Linked DNA regions of Mus musculus: region 2 is linked to region 1. A link is a contact called in ENCODE POLR2A ChIA-PET data. All regions are on one chromosome and are shown on one strand. Each heading gives the region's core, a stretch centred on a gene start or an enhancer-like site at or near the end of the contact. The rest is flanking DNA. Distances are from core to core; before and after follow the strand shown.

What was found. ChIA-PET counts read pairs that join two places held with the same protein, here RNA polymerase II (POLR2A).
Region 2: POLR2A ChIA-PET joins it to region 1 with 67 read pairs in Patski. The contact joins the promoter of Fth1 here to the promoter of Incenp in region 1. POLR2A ChIA-PET finds 5 or more read pairs at or near these places in 4 of 5 experiments (Patski and embryonic stem cell).

What each region holds. Positions count from the first base shown.
Region 1 is chr19:9,895,139-9,902,245 of GRCm38, forward strand. It overlaps Incenp (inner centromere protein), which reads right to left and starts at 4,351. Exons shown (of 19, transcript NM_001369356.1): 1 at 4,201-4,351; 2 at 183-333. The coding sequence starts at 322. Gm50340 (predicted gene, 50340) reads left to right here and starts at 4,540. Exons shown (of 3, transcript NR_168101.1): 1 at 4,540-4,882; 2 at 5,730-5,939.
Region 2 is chr19:9,978,564-9,985,670 of GRCm38, forward strand. It overlaps Fth1 (ferritin heavy polypeptide 1), which reads left to right and starts at 4,083. Exons shown (of 4, transcript NM_010239.2): 1 at 4,083-4,420; 2 at 5,618-5,764; 3 at 5,997-6,122; 4 at 6,218-6,548. The coding sequence starts at 4,307. The coding sequence ends at 6,379. Best1 (bestrophin 1) reads right to left here. Exons shown (of 12, transcript NM_011913.2): 12 at 6,609-6,859. The coding sequence ends at 6,823.

The sequences.
Region 1 (7,107 bases), core at 3,101-5,600:
TAAGTTCCAAGACAAGACACCACAGGCCATACACTCAGACACAGCTTACCACAGTGAGCCAGGAAAAAGACTCAGTCTCCTCTTCTTCTGGTCACTGCACCAGGTTGGCCCCAGCACATGAGGCACTTAGGAAGGAACCCTGACCTATGGAGACACCCACCCCAGCATGCCCCTGCCTTTACCTGATAAACATGCGCTCAGCCTCCTCCTCAATCTCCTTGAGCCACATGAAGTCCTTGTTGTCCACATTGCAGACAAAGTCCAGGAGTTTCTGGTCACATAGATCCAGAAGGCAAATAGGCCCTGGGGCTGTGGTCCCCATGGTGGCACTGTCTGGTGAAGGCAGAGACAAAAAGCATAAGAACTCAGGGCTGGTAACCAGGACCTTCTCCAAGGAAAGTCTGCCAGATCCACAATCACACAGAATACCCTGTACCTAAATCCATGCATCTCTTAGGACAGAGCCACTTGTACAGCTCCAAACGCCAACCCAATGGTCTCACCTTCACAAAAAGAAATGACGTTACAGTAATCCCGATCTCTTGACACCCTCTCAACCCAATACAAACACAGAGTATGACTGTCCTTACAGGCCCACCCTTCCTAAACAATTCTGATATAAACTTTACAAACCTTCTTTCAAGGACTTCATATGACCATGCACTACCTCCCTGAATCAAGGAGAAACACCATGCCGTCATCCTCTCTCTCTTTACCCAAGTACAGACCCGTTTACCTTCTTGTGGGCTCTCCTCCCACTCCTCATAGATGGGAACTAAGACATAGCCATCCTGTGTTGACCCCAGACACTAGGTCATCAAGACACCAAGTCCAACTGCCTCTTTAAGATGACAGTGGATGACGAGCAGGACAACTCAGCAGATTTACGGCACTTGCCACCACACCTAATCACCGGAGTTCAATCTGAGACCCACATGGTAGGGAAGAAATGACTCCTTCAAGTTGTCCTCAGACCTCTACACAACCCATGCCACACTACCCATTTGTATAACACTTTCCTCCCAGAATGAACCATTTCATCTACAGGGAAGCTCCTTAAACAGGAAAGTCAACAACTCAAAAAAGCTTCAGGAAGTCCCTGAAGTTCACTAGGCCCCTCCCAGCCAGAGTCAGCAAATAAAAACTGAGAGTCCGGGGTGGGGCGGAAAAAAAAAAAAAAAAAAAAACTGAGAGTCCCTCGCAGACAAGCAGAGCTGAGCTGCAAAGACGACTCTCAAGCCCAGTTGCAAAGAAGATTCTCAAACAAGCTGAGCTGCAAGAAGCAGAAACCAACCAAGCTTTTGGACGAGGTTTAGACTGACTATGTCAATGTCACTTAGAAAGGACACTCTAGCCTGTTAAAGCTAGCTGCAGGCTGTGCATTATGCTGCAAGTTTCCCAGTTTTTATGAGCTGTTACCAATGCTGGGGTGGGCCTTAGTGATGCAGCTGTCTTTGAGTCAGTTCTGCTCCTACAAGTTAGTTCTGCTCCTGAAACTTAATGCCCTTATACACGTAGCCTCTAGGGTCTTCCCTGACGTTCTTCAGCCTGATTTGTGGGGCATACTACCTTTGCCCTTCATCCTGTAACCCCTCACTGATACTACTGTAAGTAACAAAAAACATTTCACTGGTTCACAAAGTTGGACTTTGGTGGTGGGTATCCATACTTTGGTCTACTGTGGGTTCCTATCTAGGGGTAAACGGAGTGTGTGTTGCATCTCCCCAGGTAAAGCTTTGTCACACAACATGTTCATATATATATATATATACACACACACACACTATACAAGTAAACAAGTAAATAGACACTAGAGCTGAGCATAGTTCGTTCTATGGTCCCAAACATTTGAGAAATTCAGGAGGATCATTTCAAGGTTATGCCTAGCTACATAGCAAGTTTAAGGCCAACCTAGACTACATGAGACCCTGTCTTTAATTTGGGGGCGGGGGGGGGGGAGTCAGTAGATGGAAATGTGCTATACATTCCACAGGAATGCATAAGAAATGAGGGGTCCAGAACCATGTTCTCCAAAGAGACCTCTGAAACCCTCCCTAAAGCCAAAATGTCCTATGAATGGATGAGGGAGAGCGAAGTGAGTGCGCATGCAATGTGCTGCTTTCAGGAAGACCTGGCTGTCAATACCAGGCAAAAGACAATGCAGTGCCAGTTTACCCACTGCCTTAAAAAGCTGGGAGCTTGGATATCTGCCGTACGACCTGACTATATAATCCTAACAAAGGTCCTACACTAAGTGGGAGGATTCTGATACTGTCATATCAGGGCCCCCGATAAGCAGTACCCCAAGTGGTAAACACATGAAAGATCAAGAGTGGGTGGCAGCTATGAGCACTAATATATCGGATCCCACCTTATATAAGGACAGGAAGTTCCCACCATGACTTACACTTTCAAAAGCAAGAAGCATGCATACACACTTCAGCCTCTCAGCTACAGAAAAAGGTCAGGGAAGAAAGGGCTATATTACTGATCCTCTTGGAACATAATGCCATCATATACTGTGGCCTCTAGGTTCTTCCTTGAAGTTCTTCAGCCTGATGTATGAGGCACACTACCCTTTTGCCCTTCAAACAAGTTCTGGCCTCTAGGAACTCTGTCTCCTGTTTTGTACAGCTTCTTCACTTAGCTTTCAGCTCCTTAAGGAGGATCAGACCTCCAATCCAAGCCAAGATCTCACACACAGATTCCAGCTATGTGCACAGCAAATGAGTGATTGTTTATGTTTGCCTACTGCTGGCCTCTACCCACTAACCTGCTCTCTGAGGGTAAGCCTTGTGCCTTCCTCAGCAACAAAAGAGTCTGGCACTTGTGGAATGAATTCATTCATCCATCAACTAATCCTAAAGGTTGTCTCACCATCACACACTGGGACACTCAGTGAGCAACTCAGTAGGCACATGTTAGAACAGGCCAAAACACACCCTGACCTAACGGCCAAAGGCAGCACTAACTGGGGCAAAACCGAATGGATAGGGGCACTGAGCCTTTAGGAAAAAGCATTAACTGTGCAGCCAGCTACTCATCAGCATGGCCTCTCCACTGAGTCTCCCTATCCCCCTGCACCAGAAAACAGCCCTAGCCAAGTCCAAGGCCTCATCAGTTCAAGGCCAGCAAAGAGAAGAGAAAACTGCACAAGGACTCCAAAGACTTGCAGAGGAGCTATAAGAAAGTAACAAATGGGAAATTTTACAAAATGTCTGCTCATGCTACAATCGGAGTGAGCGCTTCTTTCACCAAGTCCAATACCACACTTCTTCTTCCATGGGGAAATGTGCTTTCTAGCAAGCCCTCGCTGAAAAGTTAGAAAAGGTGACTCTGAGGAAAGGAGGAGGTGTAACAAGAATCAGACTCCTGGGTAACTTCACCTTCAGTCCACGAAATAAACAAACCCTACCATGGGAGAAGGAAGGTCACTTCCTCTCCACAAATACTATTTCTGTGCCATTCAGCAGATTAGCAATTGCCATCTCCTCTGGGGGTGCAGGAAATGAACTAAGCATTTCTCCCCACACACACCCCTCCAAGCAGGAAGATCGATCGCTAAAACTGCTCTTCCACTCAAGAGTCCTACTCCATGCCAAGAAACCTCTCAATTCCTTTTTGCCACATACTCCAAGATACCCATGCACATACAAATCTAGGTCAAAGTCACCAAGAAAATCGGAGGGCGGAGCCTGGATTTAAAATGTTTTTTAACCACTAGCCACAGGCCTCCAGGACAATAGTTTCAAGCTCAGAATGACACAATCCCAACGCTTGGCAGCAGGAAGCTGGAGGGAACTGCGCCGCTGACAAGAGCCTACGCTTGCGGGGATGACAAAATAAGTAGCAGGGCGGTCTCCGGAGCTGGGTCAGTTTTTAAATGCTGCTCAGCTGGGACGAAGCTGAGCAGCCGTTGCCATAAAAAGACTCAAGTCCGGGTTTACAGAGCAGCCCAGGCTCTGCACAGGTGTTAGGCCCGGCGTGCGGGGAAGAGGACTGACCATTCTCGGATCCCAGGACTCAAGTGCAGGGCCTCGAAGTTCATCTCCAAGCCTAGAACCATTGGAAGTGATCCCCACACCCATAAGCAACCCATAGGCGAAAGTGACTCCCCTGGCCCATCCTGGGAAGCGAAGAGGCCGGGACCAGTGGCCGAACACCGCGACCCTGCGACTCCCGACGCCCGTTCTCACTCACCCGGCGGCGCCGCGTCTTCCCGGACCACTCCTTTTCCAGTCCGCGGCTTCCGCAGATTAAGCTTCCCGCCACGCCGGACCGGCTGGACTCCCAGTACCGCGAGCTCGCCGCAGGCGAGGACCTACCGGGCGAAGAGCGCGGGCGAATCTACGATTTTCAAAATTGTGGCTCAACCAATTCCCCTTAAGTTTGTCTGGGCGGTTACAAAACTCCAAACCAATCACGTAACAGGACGCACGAGTCCGCTTATCTGCTGGCTGTTAGTGCTGTCAATCTGTGGGACTAGGAGGCGGGGAGAAGAACGTTGACGCTTTTAACACGCCCCAACTTCCGGAAGCTGCGGCAATCTACCCGGCGAGGAAGTGGTTGCGACGAATTACAAGTCCCTGCGTGCACTGCGAAGGCAGGCTTGGTTGGGGAGGATGCCTATTTATCTTCGAGCCAGCCGCTTGGTTCGTTTCAAGTCCGGAATGCTTCTGCGTTCGGAATGACAGCTCTGCTACTTTGCAGTAGTAAAAAGAAACACATTGCAAATCTCACAGAGCCTTCCCTCCAAGAGCAGTCAGGCATATAGTTACAGAATGTTTCCTTAGACCTCCGATTGTCACCCGGAAGTGTTTGCTAAGTACCCTCCAGATTGGACGCCACATACAACGGAGAATTTTTCTGGCCACATATAAAGGTAAAGTCTTGAGTTGAAGGTGTGTCACCACCACCTGTAAAATAAAACACCTCCACCTTCTTTATAGAATCATTCTCAGTAGCCAAGAGGTGGGCGAAACTACAAATGTCCCTGGACAGATTAAACAGAGGGGTTTTATTTATTTTTAAATTGTTTTTCCTTTTATTGAAAATAGATTTCTTTACTCACATACTATATCCTGATACAGTTCCCCTCCCTCTGCTCCTCCCAGTTCTAACCTCCCCTTCCATCTGTATCCACTCCCTTTCAAAACAGACTTCTAAGGGATAATAATAAACTAAGATGTAAAACATAAGATAATACAAAACCTATCATATCTGAATTGGATGAAACAAAGAAAAAAAGCCCCAAGAGAAGGCACAAAGACCAGAGACCCACTTGTTCGAACACTCGGGAATTCCATAAAAGCACTGGAAGCCATAACATATATGCAAGAACCTGATGCAGAGCTGTGCAAACTCTGTCTGGCTGTGAGTCTCTGTATTTGTTCCTATCTGCTTCAGGAGGAAGCTTCTCTGATGATGGCTGAGCAAGGCAATGATCTGAGTGTAGCAGAATGTCAATCACTAGGAGTCATTTTATTGCTATGTTCCTTTAGTAGAACAGTAGTATTTAGTTTAACCCTAGGTCCCTGAGCTATCTTGTCTCAGATTGTTGTTCACCCAAGCAGGATTCGATCTTGTGGAGTGGGCCTTAGGTCAAATCAGATATTGGTTGGTTACTGCCACAGGTTTGTGCCACTATTGCCCCAACATACCTTGCAGGCAGACACCATTGTAGGGTTTTGTTGATCCCACCTGTAATGGTTTGTATATTCTTGGTCTAGGGAGTGGCGCCATTTGGAGGTGTGACCTAGTTGGAGTAGGTGTGTCACTGTGGGTGTGGACTTAACACTCTCACCCTTGGTGCCTGGAAGTCAATCTTCCACTAGCAGCCTTTGGATGAAGACATAGAAGGCTCAGCTCTGCCTGTGCCATGCCTGCCTGGATGCTGCTGTGCTCTCACCTTGATGATAATGGACTGAACCACTGAACCTGTAAGCCAGCCCCAATTAAATGTTGCTTTTTATAAGACTTGCCTTGCTCATGGTGTCTGTTCACAGCAATAAAACCCTAACTAAGACACCACCAAAAGAGAGTAAAGACCATTACCCAAATTCTGTAATTGAATTAAGCAAGCTTTATTTTCTATCATACAGGACTGTCTCCCTAAAGTAGGGTTTGAAAGAACAGCATCAAATACAAGAGAAGGTGGGATTTATATAGCTGCAAGACTAGGAAGGTTTCAAGGGTTGGGGGATTTTCAGAGGATCTTATCATGGAGTGGAGGTCAGGGTATATAGGGTGTGGAATATGTCAAATTCCAAAAAATGGGTCAAGACATAGTCAAGCCCAATTTTTACAGAAATCAGGAATGAACTTAGTTTGGGGGCAGGAGAGGGCAGTCTCTGACACAGTTTCTCTGTGAATCCTTGGCTGTCCTAGAAGTTACTCTGTAGACCAGGCTGGCCTTGAACTCAGAGATCTACCTGCCTTTGCCTCCCAAGTGCTGGGATTAAAGGCATTCAACACCAGTTAAGTGGCTTCTAATCTTAAAACGAAGTCAGGCTGGTCCATCAGTTTATGGCTGGATTTGTGTTTATGTTTCTTTTGGTAGCATACAAAGTACGTTCCTGAACCAAAGATGCTAGAATATACTAGTGAAGGCTCTATTTAGGCATCAGCTCAACTTCTTCATGTTCAACGAGGCTTGTAAGTGTTATCAGCAATGGGGCCTTGCCATTGGTTAATGGAGAGCAACCTGTAGTCTTGGCAACGACCCAAGTTGTCTAGGAATTCCTTTGAGGTCCCTTTGACCAACAATCCAATTAGATGTAACCCAATTCCAGTACTGGAAGCTTCATTTGGTGACAAGAAATAGCCAGTTAGGGTTCTGTCTTCCCCGCTATTTGACAGTTTCATTTAGATTGCCTCCATATATGTACGTATTTTAGGAAGTTTTTACTGTATAAGGTTTCCATACTACTTCTCAAATGGTCCTTAATTTTAGCTGTCTCTCCCTATATCCCTATATCCCCTCCCGTATCTCCCTCTACCCTCTCCTCTCCACTTGACCCTCCAGTTCCAGACCCCCATCCATCCATAGCTATCTATTCTATTTCCCTTACCTGAAGAAATCTCTATCCCACCTAGTCCCATTCCTAT
Region 2 (7,107 bases), core at 2,833-5,332, 83 kb after region 1:
TCCAGGCCTTCCAGACTGCCCTACCCCCTCCATGACAAAGCACTTTTGGAGCCCAACCCCTCCAAAGGAGCAGAATGCTGAGTCACGGTGGAACAACAATTTTCCACAAGATCTCACACACACACACACACACACACACACACACACACACACACACACACACACCTCCTCTTCCTCCTCTGGAATGAGCTAGTATTGTACAGAACAGAGGGGCCTGCCTCTCTCCTGGCCTGCATTTGCTCTGTGGCTCCTGGCCCTGGGTGGCTGCTGTTCAACTTGTTCCAGGCAGCCAGCCAAACTCCCTCCTCAAAGTCACGAGGAGTGGAGGCAACATGGGGGTTGGAGAGGCAGAAGTATGGTCAACAAAGGTCCAAAGACCTGGCCACATCTTCAGAAGAATCTGGACTGGTGGCTTGGCACCCACTACTCCCAAAAGGTGGGAACTAGACCCAAGCAAGGGTACTCACTCGCATTCTTTCCATTTCCCTTCAAGCCCTCCTCCCTCAGTGACCTTCCACAGGACATGCTGTCCCCTGGTTTGCTCCGCTGTTTACTACAGCTAGGGATGTATTTAACAAGCATGGAACCAATACTGATTAACAAAACCTACTTAATGTGGCAGCTCAACTTCCTTTCAGTGAATCTAACTTTATATTGTTTCTGTTCACTGGGCAGTCTTAGAGACCCACACATCCAGTTCAAAACAAGCTGACCTTTCCCAACAGCCTTCCCTCAAACTTGTGTTTCCTCTGCATTCTCTGGTACCTAAGCAGAGGCAAAGCAGAGGCAAGTCCAGCTACCCAGGCCTGAAAACTGGAGGGGCCTGGTACCCACTCCCCACCTCCCACAATATTTAACCACTCACCTCATCCTGTCTGCCCTGTTTTCTCCGTATCTCTCTTCAGCTTTCTTTCTCCCATGCTCATTAAAAAAAGCAAGGCAGCTGTCTCCCAACTGGTACCCAGCCCTCTTGCTTCACTCGAATCCAAACTCCACATAAAATGCATTCATCTTATTCAAGCAACAAATACCAAGCATCTTGCAATGGACTGCGTGTGCTAGAAATACCTTCCTACCTAGAGCTTTCTACCTACAGTAGTAGGGAAGCCAACCAAGTAGTCCCTATAAAAAGGTGTGATTAATGCGGCTATCACATAGCCTGGTACAGTGATACAATGGAGTCTGAGCACTAGATCATTTGAGAATATGCTTTCAGGATTAGCCTAGACAGCACAGTGAGATCCCATCTTTAAATAAAAAGAAAGGAAAGAACTAAACTAAACAGAAGTATCTCAATGGAAGAGAGCCTACTTAGAATGCCCACGCCCTAGGTTTCATCCTCAAGACTGAAAAAATATATAATTGTGCATAAACTTTCTGGCTCTTGATCTTCATCCTTGCTATGGGCAACACATACCAGCAGCCCAACACATTGTTTCTATGTTAACCTTGTTTAAAAATATCTTCCATATAAACCCTTTTCTTTTCTTTTTTTTTTTTTTTGTTTGGTTTTTTTGTTTTTTTTGTTTTGTTTTGTTTTGTTGAGACAGGGGTTCTCTGTATAGCCCTGGCTGTCCTAGAACTCACTTTGTAGATCAGGCTGGCCTCAAACTCAGAAATTTGCCTGCCTCTGACTCCCAAGTGCTGGGTTTAAAGGCATGTGCCACCTTAATTTTTAAGTGGCCAAACCTGCCAACTTTTGAAACTCAAAAGAATATTCCCTATTCCAAATTTGGATAATCTTTATAGTCTTCTTAAAACTGTATAGATTTCAACTTTAAGAGTTGTATTTTTAATTCACCTGGGAGGTATTTTTAAATACGGAGTTATTCATTTTAGCCACATGACAATTGTGTGGATATTATCGGCTAAACCCATTCTTCCTTCCCTAATTTGAAATGCATGCCTTTAGTTTATATCGAGTTCCCACACATATGTGGGTGGGAGTATTTTGATTTTTCTCTCATCTTCCTGTCAGTACCAAAGTCATACTTTATTGTAATATATATGTATCTGTGCATATGCATCCCACATTTGATGATATGATAGCTATCTCCAGCCAACCTTCCCTCCCGACCTTTGTTTTCTTCAGGGTTTACAAGCTAGTCCACTGGCTCCATATGAACCTCAGAATCACGACCTGCCAAAGAGACACTGTATTTTCACATCTCTGACTCTGTTGAGTTACAGGGTTAGAGCTGACATTTGTAGTATGGAAGATGACCGACCCTTCAGGAAGATAGCACCTCCTTTCCCCAATACTTGCTTGGCTTTGTTTCGTGGTATTGGTGATCTTATTACTTGCTACTTGAGTCTCTGCTGCTAAGGTAAGTGAAAATATTTGCTCACTACCATCACCCTCTTGCTGGTCTTCCATCATATTTTTCTGATGGTGGTTACCCTTAGAAAAAAATTGCATGCATTCTACATGTGACAATGACTAGGCTGGACTCCTACCAGTTTTGTATTGATTTACAGTAATGTTCCTAAAATCAAATGGATATGATATATCCATATTACCTACAGGGTAAAGTTTAATGACTTTTTATGGCTCGCCAGTCTGACTATGTTCTTTCCAGCTCTCCCCAACATGCACTTCGTTTTTCGGGCCAACAAACACACTTTCCTTAAGGTTCCTTGAACAAGGGAAGCATTCCCATGCCTGCCCATTTGCTATTCCCTCTACTTAGAACTCCTTTCCCCACCTCCCTCCTCCACTTTCCAAAGGGAATTTGTTCATCAACTTTAGCTCAGCATCAGTCTCCTAGGGCCATCGTCCTGAAGTCTGACTCCAGGATATTTATCCAGAAGCATCCTGCAGCTAGATTACCACTGAAATCTTTCCTGAAAAGAACATATATAACGTGTAGTTTTAAAAGACTAAGTACTAGTAATGTATTTCAGTAGACGTACCTTAAAAGGGGGGAAGAGGGTTATAATCCCAGCTCTCTGACGAACCAGCCTGGCTTACACAGAGAGTCCCTGGCCAGTCTGGGTTACTGATCCAGTAACTTTGTCAATCTTGCTTCAAAACAATAACAACAAAATCGAAGTCCAACTTCCAGTTTTGAGAATATGAACAGCATCTGCTGGTTCTCCACCTGTGTTAAAGACTAGACAAGGCTGAGCACAAGTGGATGTGGATGGCAGGGCCTAGCAAGACGCAGTGGCTAATCTCTAGTTCTGCTTGCTATCCAAGAATTCGCACCCATTTTGAAGCTGGGCCACAGCTACAAGATAGACACAGTTGGCTTGTCCCTCTGCAGTTTCCTGCACCTGTCACCTGCCATTCTGCAAGCATCAACTTCACTCCAAGGACAAACCCAAAGGTTACTGAGAAAGATAAAGGAGACCATTTTGAAACAGACACACGTAGGTCACTTCTTTACTTTTCTAATCCAGAGACGTCTCTTAATTTCAAGCATCACCAGGGGCTTTCTCAGAAACCTAAATGGTTTGGCCCCAGGATTGCCCTATAGACAGACGGCTGTTGTCCTGCTCTAAGGAGAAATGCGCCTTCTTAGCCTTTGTTTTTTCAACTGTTCTCAGAGCCATGTTTGCCTTAGCAAAAAGCCGGGGTTGCTTGAGTCAGAAGAACAGGGTAGACCCTAACCTCCTCGCCAATAGTTCCCCTACTCCTCCTCTGAGCTTCTCTCCACAGATTCTGAAGGAGGGAAAGCCGCTCTTTCCCAGTCCAACTTATATGTCGTTCGCCATTTACAGCGCCACGCTTCCATTTTCCTATTTGTAAGACGAAGTCGCTGTCTGGTGTATGTCACGACTAACAACACGCACTTTGCCTAGAGTTTAGGGATATCCTGTGAGAATTGAAAATCATCCTCATCGGTACCCTCTGTGCCCATCTGGGACCCAGATGCCTCTGCAGTACGGCTAGATCCAACTACGCCCGCCCCGGGCCACAGAAACAGCGCGCTTGTTGCCAGGCACCGCTCTTGCAGAAGCTCAGAGCCCCTTGCGTCGCCTCACACTCACACAGGCTCCTCCCCGCCCGCGCCCTGCGGGTTTGGGCAACACGCCCACAGGAAGAGGCGGGGCGGCGCGGCCCGCTGCGCTGATTGGCCAGCGCTCGCCTGACGCAGGATCCCGCTATAAGTGCGGCCCGCTGTCCCCTCCTGCGCCAGACGTTCTCGCCCAGAGTCGCCGCGGTTTCCTGCTTCAACAGTGCTTGAACGGAACCCGGTGCTCGACCCCTCCGACCCCCGCCGGCCGCTTCGAGCCTGAGCCCTTTGCAACTTCGTCGTTCCGCCGCTCCAGCGTCGCCACCGCGCCTCGCCCCGCCGCCACCATGACCACCGCGTCTCCCTCGCAAGTGCGCCAGAACTACCACCAGGACGCGGAGGCTGCCATCAACCGCCAGATCAACCTGGAGTTGTATGCCTCCTACGTCTATCTGTCTATGGTGAGTGCGGCCTCCTCAGGGCCACTTGGGGAGCCGGCGGAGGGTGGGTCGGGGCGTGGCCTGCTGCGGGCTTCCCCGCCTTCCAGCGCCCTTCTGGAAAATGGAGTTTGTTCGGGGTTCTTTCCTAAGGCAGGCAGCCCTGCCGTGGCAAGTCTGAGCACATAGCACCTTGTGGCTCCTGCATAGATCAGGCATGTCATTACACCACTTTTTTTTGAAGCCTTAGGGCAGTACGACTGTCAGCCTGGCCAATCAACCCTGCAGTTAGGTGCATTTTCTGCACGCTCGTCCCCTCCGATCACGTGGCCTACAAGCTTCTCTGTTTGGTTATGCATCCTGCTCCAGTTCCTCCTGGAGTATGGCGGGTCTGCTTGGTCATGGTGTCGAGTGGCAGCCTTGGGGCCTGGTGTAAAGAGGCTTATCTCTTGTGAGCTTACTCTTGTCCCCTTCAAAGCAGCCGCCTCCACCTCTCTGCTTATCACAGAGCCTCACTTGCATTGAAACTTATCGCTAGGAATCTCCCCTTCTGTAGTTATCAGTGTCACCCCGACCTTGCATTTACAAGGCATCATGTTACTGTATTTTTCTTATTTTGCATGAGTGTGGCTTACTAACAAGTGGTAGGTACATACTTGTTGGGAAAAGCCTGCTATCAATTGCTGGACAAGGAAGTTTTCCATGTAATAGTTTCTGAAAAACAGGTTTGGGGAAGGCCTGGACTTTGAAACAGGTCCAACTTCTGTGGCTGTCATTCCTGGAATATGAATACACTGAGTGCTTAAAACTGAAAATCAAAGCTTCTCCTAATATATTTGTGCTAAAATGCAATGCCCTCAATTGTTAACAGGGCATGATGCATTAATTTTATAAATCAGTGGTTGTTTGTAGAGCTGGAAGCCTTGTGACCTTGTGTTAGCTACTTTTTACATGATTGGTGAAGGAGGAGAAAAATGGCCTCCCAATGCAGGATACTCTAGCACCCTACCTCTTAGACAAGTAGATTTGGGCTTGGCTTAAATTTTTTTCTCTGCACTAATACCGAGCCGTAGAACACTTGATAAAGCCAAGTCCCAAGGTTTGCCTTCCCATCCTTACTGAACTTTTAAAAGGCCGAGTAGGATGGCTCACAGCCTTTGCATACAGCCATTGCGGTGCCTTGCAGTGGAGATCAGTAACATGTACCCTTTCCACTTTCAGTCTTGTTATTTTGACCGAGATGATGTGGCTCTGAAGAACTTTGCCAAATACTTTCTCCACCAATCTCATGAGGAGAGGGAGCATGCCGAGAAACTGATGAAGCTGCAGAACCAGCGAGGTGGCCGAATCTTCCTGCAGGATATAAAGGTAAGTAGATCCTAGGGGTGCCCTAAATGAGCGGTTAGACTTTATTCAGGAAATGATGGTGCACTGAGGCTTCTGTCCTTGTGTTGTTGGCAAATGGCAGTTGTCGAGCATCCTGCGGTGAAAGCTTAGAGGAAATTGAGGGCAATCCTTTGCCCAGAGCATGATGGCTCAGTGTGAGGTGTTTCCTGGCTTGGGTTGATTGGTAGATGACTTGACCCGATGTTTCATTCAGAAACCAGACCGTGATGACTGGGAGAGCGGGCTGAATGCAATGGAGTGTGCACTGCACTTGGAAAAGAGTGTGAATCAGTCACTACTGGAACTGCACAAACTGGCTACTGACAAGAATGATCCCCACGTGAGTATCGGAAACGTGGGATGAGTGGAGGAGATGATTTGCCGCAGGACTTGGGAGAGCTGACCAGTAACTTTGTCCCATGTTCTCTTTCCTAGTTATGTGACTTCATTGAGACGTATTATCTGAGTGAACAGGTGAAATCCATTAAAGAACTGGGTGACCACGTGACCAACTTACGCAAGATGGGTGCCCCTGAAGCTGGCATGGCAGAATATCTCTTTGACAAGCACACCCTGGGACACGGTGATGAGAGCTAAGCTGACTTCCCCAAAGCCACGTGACTTTACTGGTCACTGAGGCAGTGCATGCATGTCAGGCTGCCTTCATCTTTTCTATAAGTTGCACCAAAACATCTGCTTAAGTTCTTTAATTTGTACCATTTCTTCAAATAAAGAATTTTGGTACCCAGCTTCTTTTCTTTGTGATTGAGGATAAGCATTCCAGCTTCCAGTTGCTTCACCGCCAGTTATACTAATCACACTGAAACACCTAAAAGAATATTCACGTTTATTAAACTCCTTAGTTTGGGAAAGATCGTAAAATACAGGTGTTTTCAGGCAGGACTATTAAGTACTCTTGGTTCTGAGTTACATGCTAGACTGTCGTGGGAACACACTCCTGGGTGTCGCTGCTTGTGTGCCTTTGACTGGGTCAGTGCCCTGCTGGGCATCCTTGCAAGTCAGGGCCAGGCTGTGAGGCATCACTCATAGAGAACAGGTTTGGTGCCAGCTTCATCCCTGTGGGAGAGTATTCATAGCATGAGTTGACTGAGGACAAAGGTGGAAGCAGGTTTAAAACACACTGGGATGGTCTGTAAATGTTAATGTCTAGTACTAGAAGCAAGCTGGAAATTGTTGCCCTTCCACTTACGAAAAAGATGTTCTGGACACAGATGAAACTGGGAATATGGAAGTGGGAAGTTAACACTCAGGATGTGTGATCAAGGTGAGAGGTGTGGAATGTTTGTTAATTGGGCAAAGGTGTC